Linked DNA regions of Homo sapiens: region 1 is linked to region 2. A link is a loop called in an ENCODE intact Hi-C map of the cell type or tissue named here. Cell type or tissue: PC-3. All regions are shown on one strand. Each heading gives the region's core, and the rest is flanking DNA. Links, peaks and the distances in the headings are about the cores only. Region 1 has its middle 34 kb from the start of TRQ-TTG4-1. Region 2 overlaps EPM2A (EPM2A glucan phosphatase, laforin).

Evidence for each region. Hi-C counts contacts between places; a loop is a spot of excess contacts. Peaks named below come from ENCODE experiments on the same cell type or tissue, not always from the same donor. Only the 100,000 strongest peaks of a DNase experiment are listed, where the experiment ranks them.
Region 1: a loop joins it to region 2, with 2.7 times the contacts of the local background. A loop is called at or near these places in 4 of 110 quality-filtered maps.

The regions. Positions count from the first base shown.
Region 1 is chr6:145,147,146-145,150,069 of GRCh38, reverse strand. No RefSeq gene overlaps it. Among named protein-coding and RNA genes, the nearest start is that of TRQ-TTG4-1, 34 kb to the left of the region's middle. In PC-3, for the core only: no CTCF peak of the experiment used is centred there; a DNase peak (open chromatin) is centred at 1,479; H3K27ac peaks cover 981 bases.
Region 2 is chr6:145,632,524-145,635,447 of GRCh38, reverse strand. It overlaps EPM2A (EPM2A glucan phosphatase, laforin), which reads left to right. Exons shown (of 4, transcript NM_005670.4): 3 at 1-203. Among named protein-coding and RNA genes, the nearest start is that of EPM2A-DT, 100 kb to the left of the region's middle. In PC-3, for the core only: CTCF peaks have their summits at 1,058 and 1,258 (motif pointing right); a DNase peak (open chromatin) is centred at 1,267.

The sequences.
Region 1 (2,924 bases), core at 243-2,742, 490 kb after region 2:
ATTTCTTGCATTCCTAGCAGAAACAATGGAGTGCAAATGAATCAATGATTCTACCCATGTGTTTAAAGAAATAGTCAAAACATAGAGGCTTCTCCCTTCCACTCTGCCAGCTCCCCCCTCTCCCTACCCTACCACTGGCAGAGGCAGGAGATTTTTCTTTCCTTGCTGCACAGTTGCAAGAGCAAAATGCCGTATAAAGTAAGCACTGGAAAGCCCTAAGTGTGGTATTTATTATGGGTTACATTGTTGGGTCTGCATCATATCTACTATGATGCTTCTTGAAAGTACAATGGAATCTAGGGGGAAAAATCATTGAAGGTGTATATAAACATATTTTCTCTTAGCATTTATTAAATTCATACTACATGCCAGAAACTACTAAGGATGAGGGATCCCAATAGGGATAAGAAAAATTATCTGCATCTAAAGAAACCAGATAAAGGCACAGGTAATTAAAATAAGTATAATAATAAATATAGGATTATAGGAGACAGAATAATTAATTTTGGTATGTTGGAGTAAGAATAACAAAAATTATTCAGTATTTGAACTGTACCTTGAAGATAGGATAGAAATTGCATGAATTTTCATATTAATACATGTAACTAATCTGTAAAATGATATGTCTCAATTTTCTTAAACTATATATTTACACATGTAGTACTTAAATATATATGTTTAAATAGAAAAAAAAACTTAAAACTACAGTACTCCTGAGAATGCACTGAAGAGAAGATTTTAAGGATAGAAGTAAATTCAAGTAAAAAGCCAAGGCACCAGGACTCACATTTGTTATACTAAAGAGGTTTGTCTACTGCCCTTCATGGCACAAAAAGAAATATTGACCAGAGGATCTGTTGTACAGGACACTGGCCAAGGAGGTAGGTGACATCTATTCTCAGCTCTATAACAAATGTGCTCACTGACCTTGGGTAAATCTCTTGACTTTCTTTTGTTCTCTGATTCTCTGTCTGTTCCATTGACACTCAGTTTATTTTCTTTACGGGTAGCCAGCATCATGGATGTATCTTCAAAGTGCTCTCATTTCTTAATCAAAATGAAAAACACACATTCAAATGCTTTTGCCCAGAGTTGCATACCAAGTTCGAGAGACTCTAAGTCTGTGAAATAAAAATAGTTTCACTAAAGGATAACTAGTGCAATCAGAATAGATTCAAAAATTCCATGATGAAACCTGTAGGAAGATTGACTTTTAAGTGATGAATTTGGATACTCCTTGTTTTAAGAGCAAGAGTCTTCAAAGGGAACAAAACTTTAGAAAAAAAGAGAAAAAGAATGGATAGGTATAAAAAGGTAGTGAATAGAGCAGCCAAGATAGGTATACAGGAAATGCAAATGTAATACACAAGGGCCAGCTCTTGTTCACATGAGAGCCAGGTGGAGCAGAAGAAAATCTTGAGCTGTGATGCAAGTGCAATGACAGCCTTGTCTGACCGCACTGGGTGCCCTGCAGCTACAATGACTCATCAGAGTTGCCCCATGTTGAACCAAAATGCCCTTGAGATATAAATATCCTTAAAGTACAAAGGGAAATTACCCCAGGCTATATCGATATGGTGCAAGTATTTTTATGGCAAACATTCTCTGGGTGTTTTCCTTACCATGAACTTGTATATGATCACTCATATGCCCTCTGCATGTGGCTGATCCATCCTCATTCCTAGCTTTAGCTACAATTAGAGTAATAAATTGGCATTCTTAACAATAAACTCAGTTTCTTGTGAGTCTAAAGAACTGTGTAAGCTGATGGAAATGTTTCTGTGCCTATGTTCAGAAGACTACCACTGCTGGGCTATGTTAAAGGGAACACCCCCACCACCCTTCCTGGGTTCATACAGCAGCCTTCATCACCCCAGTTAGCCAGGGACAGATGAGGCAGGAGATACTCTAGAGCTCTGTCTTTAACCATGACTATATTTAGGATCTATACCATATATCTACACCTGCACAGGTCCAGATCTGGGTCTATGGCTGTCTCTCTGTCTGCCTACTTATCTACCTGTCATCCTTCTTGAAACACTTGCATTAAAAGTGATGGCAAAGCTTAGATGCAGATTCACGATGGCAAGTTATCTTAGAGTGTGACTTCTTTTTTTAGAAGGGGCCCAGAATCACTCATAGTCTTATAATTACAAAAAGAATATTCACTTAGTACTGTTGGGCAAGCTAAAATGAGGGTACAGTAATCCAAATGTGTATGACTCAGACTGTATCATTAAGTATTTCTGATGTCATGTAAGGCCCCTTAGAGAGAGAATAAGCATAGTTGAGGGAGATGGGATTTTCAAGCTGCAGCTAGTCTGCAGGAGGTGAGAAAGCAGATGGAAACAGTGTAAGTGAAGAGGCTGAGCACTGGAGAATGAAAGGACAGCCAGCAGAGGTGACATGTGGTCAGAATGACAGATATAGACAGTTCCCAGACACTGAGGTCTTGCTGTCTTGCATGTGGGCACTCTTCAGGGACTAGACATAAGGATTTTGCTCACTTTACTTCATCCTTCTTCTACTATACTGTGGTTCAATCTGACAGATTGGAGAGATGAGTGTGAAAGTAGAACAAGAATATATTGATTACATATTGCATGACTTGCTATATTTTAAGGAACAGCAAATATACTGAATAGAATTATTGATTCTAATTTTTAATGCAATCAATATTATGTGGATAAAGGGATTCTATGTGCTGACAAGATGCTAAGGCTGTTATAGAACACTGCTTAAAATAAATCCTGAAGAGTAAGCATTAATGTAAGAAAGCACTAGCATATACCCTACAGAAAATAAATAATAACAATTACTGTTATCCCACATTTTACAGGTGAGGAAATAAGGCTTAGAGGGATTACACAGCTTGCCCAAGATCTCACTTCTGATAAAAAACAAATTTTGTTCTCTTGATTTAC
Region 2 (2,924 bases), core at 101-2,600:
GGTGGAACATGTAACCATCAAACTGAAGCATGAATTGGGGATTACAGCTGTAATGAATTTCCAGACTGAATGGGATATTGTACAGAATTCCTCAGGCTGTAACCGCTACCCAGAGCCCATGACTCCAGACACTATGATTAAACTATATAGGGAAGAAGGCTTGGCCTACATCTGGATGCCAACACCAGATATGAGCACCGAAGGTAAGGATCAGAACTGTTCTGCCTCCTTGCTGTATTTCAGAGAAACCCTTGCTGTCTGTCTGTCTATCTATAATTTAATATCTTAAAAATGAATGGTAGAAATGGAATAAATATAAGATTTTAGATTTAATATATATAATACATATGTTTTGACACTGTGGCTAAGATTCTGTTTAATGTGGCTTCTTTGTTTATTCATTCAACACATATTTATTGTGTATGTACTGGGTATGCGGCATTATGCTAGTAGCTAGGAACACAGCAGTAAAGAAAGACAGGCACAACTTCTGCCCCCACGGAGCGCATTGTCCTATAGGGATGGCAAATGTTAATCAAATGACTAAAAATAGAAGTTTAAAACTATGATGAATTTTTTGTTAGAAAATATATAGATATTGCTATGAGATTATGTACAGGTAATCAGGCCAAGAAGTGGGGTCAAAGAGGGTTTTCTTGGAAAGTAGTGTTTGGGCTAAGATCTGAGGGTGGGCTGGAGGAAGAGTGAGTGGAGGGAGTGACCCAGGCAGAAGCAGCAGCTTAGAAGAATCCTTGTGGCAGGAGAGAGCACAGAGTGTTGCAAAAACTGAAAGACCAATGTGGCTTGGATCAGAGAACGAGGAAAGATGATCCTGCAGGATTTGAGCGACAAAAAGGACTTTAGACGCTATCCTATAGCAGGAAGAAGCAGTTGTACAGTAAGACGAGTTCGACACTAATTACAGCACAGAGGGGAATGGGTAAGAGAGGAGTGAGGACCGTGCTGGAGGAGGGTTATGCATGGGAAGAGCACATTCTGGGGAGCGACAAAGGGAGGCTGCGTGAATGCCATGGCACTTGAGGTGGGCATGGCTTTGATAGGTAGATGTGGAGGGAGAAAGGGCATGCTAGGGGGAAGCAGCAGCACAGGCTATGGCACAGAAGCATGGAATTTTAGAGGAATGATAGGGATTTTAGCCTGGTTGTAGAATAGGGTACTTGTCGAAGAGGAGTAGAGATAACTACAGTCGGCAGAGGAGAGAACCAAGTTACACCGATAGTATCAAGCAGCTGTCAGCAGGGGGCAGCAGAGAGCTTCAGAAATGGGAGAGGCTAAGGAGTTTGATGACCTCCTCTGCTGGGGAAAGGACAGTGATATCCAGCTCAGAGACGTTTCTATCTTTAGCCCTCTTCCCCCAAATGTATATTATGTACAAAACACTCTCCTAAGCAATTTACAAGAATTAGCTTATTTAATTCTCATAATAAGACTCCAGGCAGATATTGTAGCTGTCTCTATTTTGCAGACGAAGAGGCTGAGGCATGAAAAAGTTATTGCCCATGTCATAGAACTAAAAAGAGGCCCATTCTGAATTTCAAGGCTGGCAGTCGGACCCAGAACATTGCTCCAGACAGCAACTTTACCAGCTATGAAGCTTCTCCCTGCATTCTTACACAGACGCTTCAGGCAGGTTCTTCAGACCCATGCAATTTCAACCCCTTATGTTCATGATCATCTGGAGTTAGGCAGAGCCTACAAATTGCAAGGGAAGTAGCTTGTCTCCCCAAGAGTGAATGGTCTGCAAGATAAAAAACCATGAGGACCACAGGAAATCTACGTTTCTGGACCTTGCCCACCTCAGCCCTTTATGGATCTCAGGTGGTCCTCCTGGCCAGGCTGGGCCCCTTTGTTGATCTGTGTCTGAGCTGAATTGCCATTGGGGATGGGGTATAATGTTTGTTCCTGAAGGTGGAGAGAGCTGCTGACAGTCTGGTTATTCCTCTTGGTAACCTGACCTAAGGAAGCATGATTTAGCTGTAAGAGCTCTGCCCTTCTTCAAGGAAGAAAAAAAGAAAAACTTCATTTGCGAAGATGCACATTGGTTGAATCCAGGTGATATTTACCTTGTCCAGCTGGTTTTCCTGGTTTCAAAACAGAGAAGATAGTTAGGATTTGAAGGACTGTAGCTTCCAGAGAGCATTTTGATGTTAGCATCTCTGAATCTGATTTGACAGCATTGTTATCCTGTTGGAGAATGATGTGAGACGAGGCTGGGAGAAGTTAGGCTGCCAACTGTGCCACGCATCCCCCGCCATCCCATCCCAACCCACACACTGATTACCTGAAGGCTCTGCTGACAGATAGTAATTTGCTTGATAGTTTGGGACTCTGCAGAAGCCTGAGGGAAAACTGTATCCCCAAGGACCCATTGTAGTTGTGTTCACGAACCTTTTTTGCGGTCAGTGGGTTACCAGGTCACAGTCGTAACTGTTAGTGCAGTAGCATAGCTTCTTTCAGGCTGAGACAGTGCAGTGGCATTTGAGCTGCAAAATGCAAGCTTCCACGTGATAAAGGCCCAGCTGTAAGACCGACTAATGGATTTCTTTGGCTTGGCCTAACCTGGGGGTGTAATCTAAGGGTTAATAACCACTTCTGAGTGGCAGGGGAACTTTTTACCAATAGACCAATGTCTGTGGCTCACAGTATTAGCCCAATGAACACATAGATTAATCAGCTGAATATTTTTAGAACTCTAGAGAAAAACCCAGTTGGAAGTGTTTTGAGCTGCAGCATAATGCTCTCAGTTGAAGTCTGAGAAAGAAGACAGTTTGTTAGGCTTGACTGTCACCGCTAGTTGTCACAGACCTGTTATAATCAATCGTGTGATCGATCCTTACTCTTGCATGCTTTTGTCATATGTGGAATGGTGGTGTAGATTTCTTTTTTTAAAAAATCTTTTATAA